Regions from separate parts of the Homo sapiens genome. Here all the other regions are linked to region 1. The links are chromatin contacts, found by Hi-C or POLR2A ChIA-PET in ENCODE. All regions are on one chromosome and are shown on one strand. The core of a region is the stretch at or near the end of the contact, and the rest is flanking DNA. Distances in the headings are between cores, read along the strand shown. Region 1 has its middle 18 kb from the start of RPS6KA5. Region 2 overlaps TTC7B (tetratricopeptide repeat domain 7B). Region 3 overlaps CCDC88C (coiled-coil domain containing 88C).

What was found. A loop is a pair of places that touch in the nucleus more often than their neighbours do. ChIA-PET counts read pairs that join two places held with the same protein, here RNA polymerase II (POLR2A). Pooled maps may share reads with other maps.
Region 2: a loop to region 1 is called in a map of breast epithelium, with 21 times the contacts of the local background. The contact joins two enhancer-like sites. A Hi-C loop is called at or near these places in 1 of 168 maps with a recorded cell type or tissue (breast epithelium). POLR2A ChIA-PET finds 5 or more read pairs at or near these places in 1 of 52 experiments (WTC11).
Region 3: a pooled map shows a loop between it and region 1 (2.5-fold over the local background). The contact joins two enhancer-like sites. A Hi-C loop is called at or near these places in 1 of 168 maps with a recorded cell type or tissue (B cell), 2 of 37 single-sample maps with no recorded cell type and 7 of 50 pooled maps. POLR2A ChIA-PET finds 5 or more read pairs at or near these places in 6 of 52 experiments (MCF 10A, activated B cell, activated CD4-positive, alpha-beta T cell and 3 more).

What each region holds. Positions count from the first base shown.
Region 1 is chr14:91,077,182-91,079,986 of GRCh38, reverse strand. It overlaps a transcript of DGLUCY not described here. Among named protein-coding and RNA genes, the nearest start is that of RPS6KA5, 18 kb to the right of the region's middle. RefSeq lists an enhancer at 1,311-1,500. Within about 2 kb of position 1,431, at least 4 of the 41 ENCODE cell types and tissues checked have a DNase peak (open chromatin) inside an H3K27ac peak, as active enhancers do.
Region 2 is chr14:90,622,913-90,625,717 of GRCh38, reverse strand. All of the region lies in intron 15 of TTC7B (tetratricopeptide repeat domain 7B), which reads left to right. Among named protein-coding and RNA genes, the nearest start is that of TTC7B-AS1, 18 kb to the left of the region's middle. RefSeq lists an enhancer at 1-299. Within about 2 kb of position 1,341, at least 11 of the 41 ENCODE cell types and tissues checked have a DNase peak (open chromatin) inside an H3K27ac peak, as active enhancers do.
Region 3 is chr14:91,372,249-91,375,053 of GRCh38, reverse strand. All of the region lies in intron 3 of CCDC88C (coiled-coil domain containing 88C), which reads left to right. It overlaps LOC107984673 (a long non-coding RNA gene), which reads right to left. Exons shown (of 2, transcript XR_001750858.2): 2 at 803-2,418. Among named protein-coding and RNA genes, the nearest start is that of CCDC88C, 44 kb to the left of the region's middle. RefSeq lists enhancers at 1,016-1,085, 2,689-2,805. Within about 2 kb of position 1,378, at least 12 of the 41 ENCODE cell types and tissues checked have a DNase peak (open chromatin) inside an H3K27ac peak, as active enhancers do.

The DNA.
Region 1 (2,805 bases), core at 182-2,681:
AGGTTACCTGGGGGAAGGGAAAAATGGGGGTATTATTGTTTAATGGGTCCGGAGGATGACAGAATGTTTTGGGTGTAGATAGGGTGATGGTGATACAACATTTTAAATGCATTTAATGCTACTGAATAGTACATTTACAAATGGCTAAAATGATATATATCATGTTATATATATTTACCATAATTTTTTAACAGCCATAAAAGCATTCAAACCTTTTTTTCTGAATCTTTTCTAGTACAACAATTTGATATGTGAGCAATTATTTTCTGCATAAAGCTCTTCATCACAGTGTTGTTTATAATCATAAAATATTCTAAAGAACTTAAAAGTTTGTTAGTAGGTGATTTGTTAGGAAATTAGTGTAATCCAAATTATGGACTATCAGGCAGTCATTAGAAATCATGTTTATGTTTGTGACCAGCCCGGCCCATATGGCGAAACCCCGTCTCTACTAAAAATACAAAAACTAGCCGGGTGGGGTGGCAGGCACCTGTAGTCCCAGCTACTTGGGAGGCTGAGGCAGGAGAATTGCTTGAACCTGGGAGGCGGAGGTTGCAGTGAGCGAGACTGCACCACGGCACTCCAGCCTGGCGACAGAGCAAGACTCTGCCTTAAAAAAAAAAAAAAGAAAAGAAAAGAAAAGAAAGAAACAATGTTTATGAAGACATTTTACTGATGTAGGGAAATTCTGATAATATCATGTTAAGCCAAAAAGGGCAGCGTATAATATTGCGCTCAGAATGATTCCCAAGTGTTAAAAATTTTTGAAAAAACACAAAATAAGGCTGGGCGTGGTGGCTTGTGCCTGTAATCCCTGCACTTTGGGAGACCAAGGCGGGCAGATCACTTGAGGTCAGGAGTTTGAGACCAGCCTGGCCAATATGGTGAAACACCGTCTCTACTAAAAATACAAAAATGAGCCAGGCATGGTGGCGGGTGCCTGTAGTTCCAGCTACTCGGGAGGCTGAGGCAGGAGAATCGCTTGAATCCTGGAGGTGGAGGTTGCAGTGAGCTGAGATCATGCCACTGCATTCCAGCCTGGGTGACCGAGTGAGATTCTGTCTCAAAAATAAATAAATAAATAAATAAATAAATAAATAAATAAATAAAAATTAAAAATAAATAAACAGACACAAAATAGAAATATTGGAAGAAAATATTCCACAGTATTACCAGAGGTTGTCCCTGGACAGTTAAAGATCATTTTGCTCCATTTCTTTCTTAGTTTCCTGACTCTCCAGCTTTCTTCAGAGAAAATGAATTACTTTGAAGACCAAAAACCAAAACCCCAAAACTTCAATGTGGCACAGTTCTTGCTTATTTAGGGCTACCACATCCTCTAGGGTACAAGACTACGCTATTTTCTAACAACTGCTACTTTAATCTTAGTTGTTGAGGTCACGCTAGTGTTTTCAAAATGAGGCACATGCTGGTTCACAGAAAGACAGTGAATGAAGGCGTGGGGGGATGGAGGGAGGAAAGAACTCAAAGGAGACCCGCTGCAGGGGAAAATTCTTCCTCACTGCAACCTCCCCATCAAATAGTAGCTTCTAAAACCACAAGTTTTCATTTTCAGGATCAAAGCAGACAACCAAGTTCCTTGAAAGTAAATGTAGGCCAAGGTTATTAAATCCAGTTTTTCAGGGAAACTCAATCTAATTGCTCATTAGCATACCATTCAAAGTAGCTTTTATTAACACTGATTCATACTGCCTTTTAAAAATAATGGAAACAGTTCAAGATCAGCCTGGCCAACATGGCGAAACCCCGTCTCTACTAAAAATACAAAAAGGAGCCAGGCGTGGTGGTGGGCATCTGTAATTCCAGCTACTCGGGAGGCTGAGGCAGGAGAATCACTTGAACCCTGGAGGCGGAGGTTGCAGTGAGCTGAGATTGAGTCCCTGTACTCCAGCCTGGGCGACAGAGCAGCTGTCTCAAAAATAATAATAACAATAAAAACAAAATAGCTTAGTATTTTAAGGCCTGTTAATGTTTACTGCACCAGAAAGACACTACAAGCAGAGTCTGTTTGTGGGGATAGTTTGCTATGAAAAGAAAATTATTTCAGTTAGTTAATATGATTGGAACTAACTTCCTTCCTTCCTTCCTTCCCTTCCTTCCTTTCTTCCTTCATTCCTCTCTTTCTTCCTTTCCTCTTTCTCTTTCTTTCTCTCTCTCCTTTCTTCTTTCCTTCCTCCTTCCCTTCCTCTCTTTCTCTCTCTCTTTTTTTTTTTTTGAGACAGAGTCTCGCTCTGTCACCAGGCTGGAGAGCAGCGGCAAGATCTTGGCTCACTGCAACCTCCGCCTCCCGGGTTCAAGCGATTCGCCTGCCTCAGCCTCCTGAGTAGCTGGGACTACAGGCGCATGCCACTATACCCAGCTAATTTTTGTATTTTTAATAGAGACGGGGTTTCACCATGTTGGCCAGGATGGTCTCGATCTATTGACCTTGTGATCCTCCCACCTCGACCTCCCAAAGTGCTGGGATTACAGGTGTGAGCCACCGTGCCCAGCCTCTTTTTGTTTTTTCTTTGTTCTCTCTCTCTTCCTTCCTTCCTCCCTCCCTCCTTCTTTCTTTCTTTTCTTTCTCTCCTTCCTTCCTTCCTTTCCTTCCTTCCTCCCTCCCTTCCTTCTCCCTTTCTTTTTTTCTCTGCCTCTCTCTCTCCTTCCTTCCTCCCTCGCTTTCTTCTTTCCTCTTTGTTTCTCTCTCTCTCTCTCTCTTTCTCTCTCTCCCCACTCTTTGCTTGCTTGCTTGCCTTGCTCTGACACCCAGACTGCAGTGGCACGATCACGGCTCACTGCGAC
Region 2 (2,805 bases), core at 92-2,591, 450 kb after region 1:
AATGGTCACATGACCTGTTCCATCCTTTCTCATCCCTTCCAGCTGTTGCCAGAGGGGCCTCGGGGTGATTTGAGGCCTCCCAGCTCCAGGACGTGCACAGCTGTCATCCCAGCATCATAGGCTCACCTGGCGGAGGTCGGGCCAGTGACGGTATTGATTTTCAGTGACAGTGACTCAGCCTGGGACCAGAGGCTGCTGTTTGCAGAGATATAACACCTTCTGAGATTGGGGTGCTTTGGAAACCCAGCCAGGAGAGCAGTGGCTCCAAGAGCAGCATACGGTGGGCCCTCAGAAATGGTGGTGAAAATGAATTGCGATCAGTTTCCTTCCAGCCACATGGGAACCTGAAAGGAATCCCTCCTCCCTGCTGAGGGCCTGGGTCGATGGATTCGATGACATCCCTCTCCTTGGGCAGCACTGGGCTGATCTCAGACTCTCTGTTCCCAGCCGAGTTCTCTGGTTTCACATTCCCATCTGCCTTCTCCCGGTCACGACATGCTACTGGCACATCTCTTTTGACTTCTCTTACCATTCTGATTGGCCAGTTGCCAAACAGCCTTCTCAAGTTAAAATTTCAACATACTTGCCCCCTGCCCCCTTCAGCCTGATCCATTATTTCTCTTACCTGGTGACAGATGCTCACTTTCCTTCGGATATTTGACAGCCAGCCTCACTCCAGCTCCCCCGATCTGGACAGGAGGCAGCAAGAGATGGGGAAGGTATCCAGGGCCCCCTCAGCCGCTGCCCCGCTTGGGCAGATCCCGCATGCTTTTCTGCACAGCCATTTTGCATTCCTGCCTGCATTCAGTAGATAAACAAAGAAAGAGCAGGTCCCTGGCATGCAGAGCCCAGGAGCTCGCAAACACAGATCAGCACAAGATACGAAATGTTCAAGGTTCCCGTGATGTTACCTCTAAAGCAGTTACTAAGACTGCAGCATTCACGGATCACCTAATTAGTGAAGGTTTTGTGTATTAATATGTGTGTTTCTTCCTTGATATAATCAGCACATTTTTTATACTGACACAGAAGATGGGAGGGAATTATTACTTTAGTATTTCTCTGAACTTCTCTAACTTATTTTCATCGAGAGTTCTTCGGACGGCTCAGAATTCAGAAATATCTGCCCTTTTCACTCTATCTTTGGCCCCTGCCCAAGTCTGGGACTCACTGGGGTGGGGCCAAGGCTAAAACTAAACTAGGGTGTGAGGTACTAGAGGTGCATGTCCAGTGGTTGGGAGCAGTTTCCAGCGAGTCAGCGAAGTCTTCCTGGGGAATGGCATGAGACACCGAGCATGGCCCTGACAAGTGCCGCTCTGACTCATTTCCTGAGGTGAACACTGGACAGTCACAATGCCGCGTGCCCCAGAGCTTCCCCAGGGGCAGTTGTGTCTTCTTTCTAAGCCCTGCCCTATCCAAACATAGTTGTTATTTCAAGAGTTATCTTGAGATTCTTAAAATATTCCAGAAGTACAGTAAAATAGTATTTCTATTTGTTTTAATGAAAAGTAAAACTTTGATTAACGAGGTCCTTCAAAAAACCAGATTTTATGTGCACCAGACTTTTAGATGAAAGACAAGTCACAAAACACACACACGCGCACGCGCACACACACATGCACACATATACACGCACACGCATATGCATACAGGCACACTCATGGGTTTTGTTTTGTTTTGTTTTTGTTTTGTTGTTTGAGACAGAGTCTGTCTCTGTCGCTCAGGCTGGAGTGCAGTGGCGCCATCTTGGTTCACTGCAACCTCCGCCTCCTGGGTCCAAACAATTCTTCTGCCTCAGCCTCCTGAGTAGCTGGTACTACAGATGTGTGCCACTACGTCTGGCTAATTTTTGTATTCTTAGTAGAGACGGGGTTTCACCATGTTGGTCAGGATGGTCTCAAACACCTGACCTCAAGTGATCTGCCTGCCTTGGCCTCCCAAGGTGCTGGGACAACAGGCGTGAGCCACAGCGCCCAGCCAAATGTGATTGTTCTTTAAAGAACTGTATATGAAAGATCCCAGGAGCAACACCCTGGTAGCCCAAACGCCTGCTCACCTGCAGCCCTACTCAAGTTTCAGGGCCATCATCTGGCCCAAAACTAGAAATCCTGCCCAATAGTAGTGGTCAAGTCTTTTTCTCCAATTGGATTGTAAATTTTTTGTAAGCAAGGGACTGTATTTTATACCACTTTGTATTAAACATAGCCAGCACAGAGCTTTGCACATTTTGGAGTTTTAAATATTTGGCAATGGATCTTCTTTAGTGCCGCTATCTTCATTAGTGCCAGTAGTATGGTGGGATTTTCAATCATCCTTCTCTGTTTCTTATTCACATGGATTTGGGTTTACATTTCCATTCTACCAATAACTAGTGGTGTTAATTTGGGCAAATTACTTAACTCAGCCTCATTTGCAGGGTTGTCGTTAAGAATCTGGAATTAAATATTTAAAGTGTCTGGCAGCTGCTGTTATTATTGTTATTATTTTGCTTGTCTTCAAAGCAGAAGTTTCCTGGCTTGTAGCTTATGATTTCACAGTTGTGAGCTCTCGTGTTTTTTATAATTATGTTTCCATTTGGAAGGTTTAACTCCTATTACTTAAGGCTGGCTTCAGTGAGGAGTTGCTATTTGACCTGAATCTTGAAGGATGAGTAGGTGCTTAAAAGGCAGAAATGGATGGAAAGAATATTCCAAACAGAGGGAACAGCATGTGCAAACACCCAGGGTCATGGAGGAGAGTGACACATGGGGGAAGCTGACCACGGCTCGAGTGGGGGCGTAGGTGATGGGCAATGGACAAATCCTT
Region 3 (2,805 bases), core at 129-2,628, 300 kb before region 1:
AACTAGTGAAGAGAGTTCCTGGTGTTTTGCCCACATCCCCTCGGCATGTTGTATACCACATACGTGTTACAGTGCCTGTCCCATTGGGCTCCGTAAGGGAGTGTCACCACATCTTCATTCCTGGCTCTGACAGGCACCATTGACCGATCTTGGCCCTCTTTGTCTCTGAGCCCAGATCTGGCCTCAGAATCCTTCTCAACACAGAACTCTAGGTAACCACTACCAGTCATCTGTGCCTGGAACCCAAGCTTAAACTACCCCTGGGATCACAGTGAGTTACTTGTGTGAGACTTCCTTGTGCCTCCTGAGGCTTCGGAATGAGCCTGACTGCAGAGACCACTGCAGATGCTGCCAGACTGTTGGAATGGCCTCAAAGGTCGGTTGGGCCACCCCAGGCTCTGTGCTCAGCAGGACTGCACGGCCTGTTCTGGCTGTAACCCCTTGCCCCTGGCTGTTCCCTCTGCCTGGGATTCTCCAGTTCCACCCGTCCACCTGGCTCACACCCTCCCTACACTCGCATTTTGTTCAGCTGACGATTCATCGAGGGCCCTCTTTGACCACCTGTCTGTAAGAGCTATGTTTTCTGTCACTTCCTCCTATGTTCCTTTATTTTGCTTCTTAACACACACATGTGACATATATTTACCTCTTTAGCCCTCTCATTTACTCCAATATTCCAAGCAATGAAAAATACCTATTGATCAAATGGACCTTGCATTAGCAGATACCTGGTGGACTTAACCCTGCTACTGCCTGCAAGAGTTAGGATGAGAGGTAATAGACACAGTGTGTCTAGCCAAGCTCCTGGTTTATGCAGCATGCTGATTTATTGCTGTTCGAAATAAAGTGTTCTTTACACTGTAGATGGGGGAGGGTGCGTTTAGTTGGAGGTCCCAAAAAGCCTCTGTTCTCACCAGAGCCTTCCTCCCCGCAGCCAGTTCCATTTAGCCAGCAGCTGGCAGGCATCTGCTGTGGGCCACACTGTGCAGAGCCCTGGGGGGATTCAGAGGTGAGCATGTTCCAGCATCTGCCCTGGGGACCCTGAGGATCTCAGTTCCCTGTGTGGGACTCAGGCAGGGACACGAGAGAGGGGCCTGGGGGCACTGATTGCTGAGGAAGTGATCATTGCCGGCGGAGGGGTTTGAGGAAGGCATTGGAGGCAAGTGTGGCTGGACAGAGAGGATTTTGTCAGGTGCGGGTGGGCAGGGGACCGGCTGGGCTGCCAGGTCACCTCCAACCCCTGCCCACCCCCCAACTTGGACAGCTGCTGCAAAGTTGATAACATCTTTTGAGATTTTCACTTCCTGCCGAGATATTAGTCATTAGAAACTTGTCACTTCTGAACCTTCCTCCTCCCCGGCTTTTCAACTGTGTCCCGATATGCCCTCCCCCAGTTTCCTGCTATAGAATACATTCTTGGTGATAGAATAGAGAGTTTCTTGCTCTCTAGATGAAGTCTGATCTTTTGCTGCAAACTCCTGTAATGAAAAGAGACCAGTTTGCATGAAATGTCTGCTCTGCTGTCTGTTTCCTCCAGAAAGCTTTTTTGGAGGAGCGAGTGGGGGCTAAGGAGGGGTAATTACAGTCTTATTTATCCATGCTGGAGACTCATGGTTCCCATGTGTGTAGAATTTTTCCTTCTCTTCATCCTTTGCTATTTGACCAGCACAAGTTCTGCTTGGCCCCAGGCAGATGTCACTGATGAACCGTGGCACACTTGCTCCCAGGGCCAGACCTGCCCCTAGTGTTCTCAGCATAGCGTCCAAGCCAGCTCTCTTGAGTCCAGACCACCATAGGGCACTGGTATCGTGTGTGTTTTTCTTGGCCCTCCTGAGGCCAGAGGGAGAAGAGAGAAGGTGGCCCCAGCAGATGTCCCAGCTCAGTTCTTCCTCCTTGGTCCTGAGCCCAGGGGCTGGGGACGGTTTGTGCATTCCTGGGGATCTCTAGAATGGACCCCACTCCTCGCACACACAGGTAGCTGGGACTGTCTTCCTTTATGGGCTCACTGTGGTGACTGTGGCTTCCTGTGTTTGCCCCCTGCAGAGCTGCCCTGTGTTGAAGCAGGAGGGAGGATGGTGTGTCGCCCCGGAGCATGTTGAGAGCACAGTGCCCAGCAAAACCTGACGGCTAGGAAAGGCCTCAGGTTCAGCCAGCACCTCCGGGGGCCTGACTTCATGCCAGGCACAGGCTTGATTGTCGCTAGGTTAAGTGATGCCTGCCTGCCCGGCCACCTGCCTTTCTGGCCACCTGGCAGGGCTTGATGCCGAGGCCCAGCAGCAACGTGGTGGTGGAGCCGGCAGAGGGGACTCCAAAGCTGCTGCTGTCACCGTTTAGATAACGTGCAGACAGGGCTGGGTCCAGACTCCCTGAACGGTGGTTCTGTGCACATCTGGTTCTCAGTTGTCCTTCATCGTGGGACTGTAGCCAGAGACACAAGATGGGGGCACCTTCTGTGTCTTCCTTTTCCTTTATTCCTAGCCCTCCCTGCACTAACACACGCCTCCCCCCCCCGCCCGCCCCCCCCCGCACCACTGCCATCTACCTGGATGTCACCTGCTCCTTGTTCTTTCCCATTTCAGCTTCCGGCCACCTCCTTCTTGGAGCTTTTCTGGATTCCCCGCTCTCCTCTGCTCCCAGTGCCCCCAGCTCAGGTGCCTGCCATCCCTCTGTTAGGGTGCCAGACTTGCTGGTGGGATTTGCTGGTGGGATCAGGCTGTGAGCTCCCCAGGACAGGGCCTGGCCCTATAGCAAACACCCTGGGCCCCTCACTGTCCCCCATCCCACAGGCTTTGTCCTCCTTGTCTT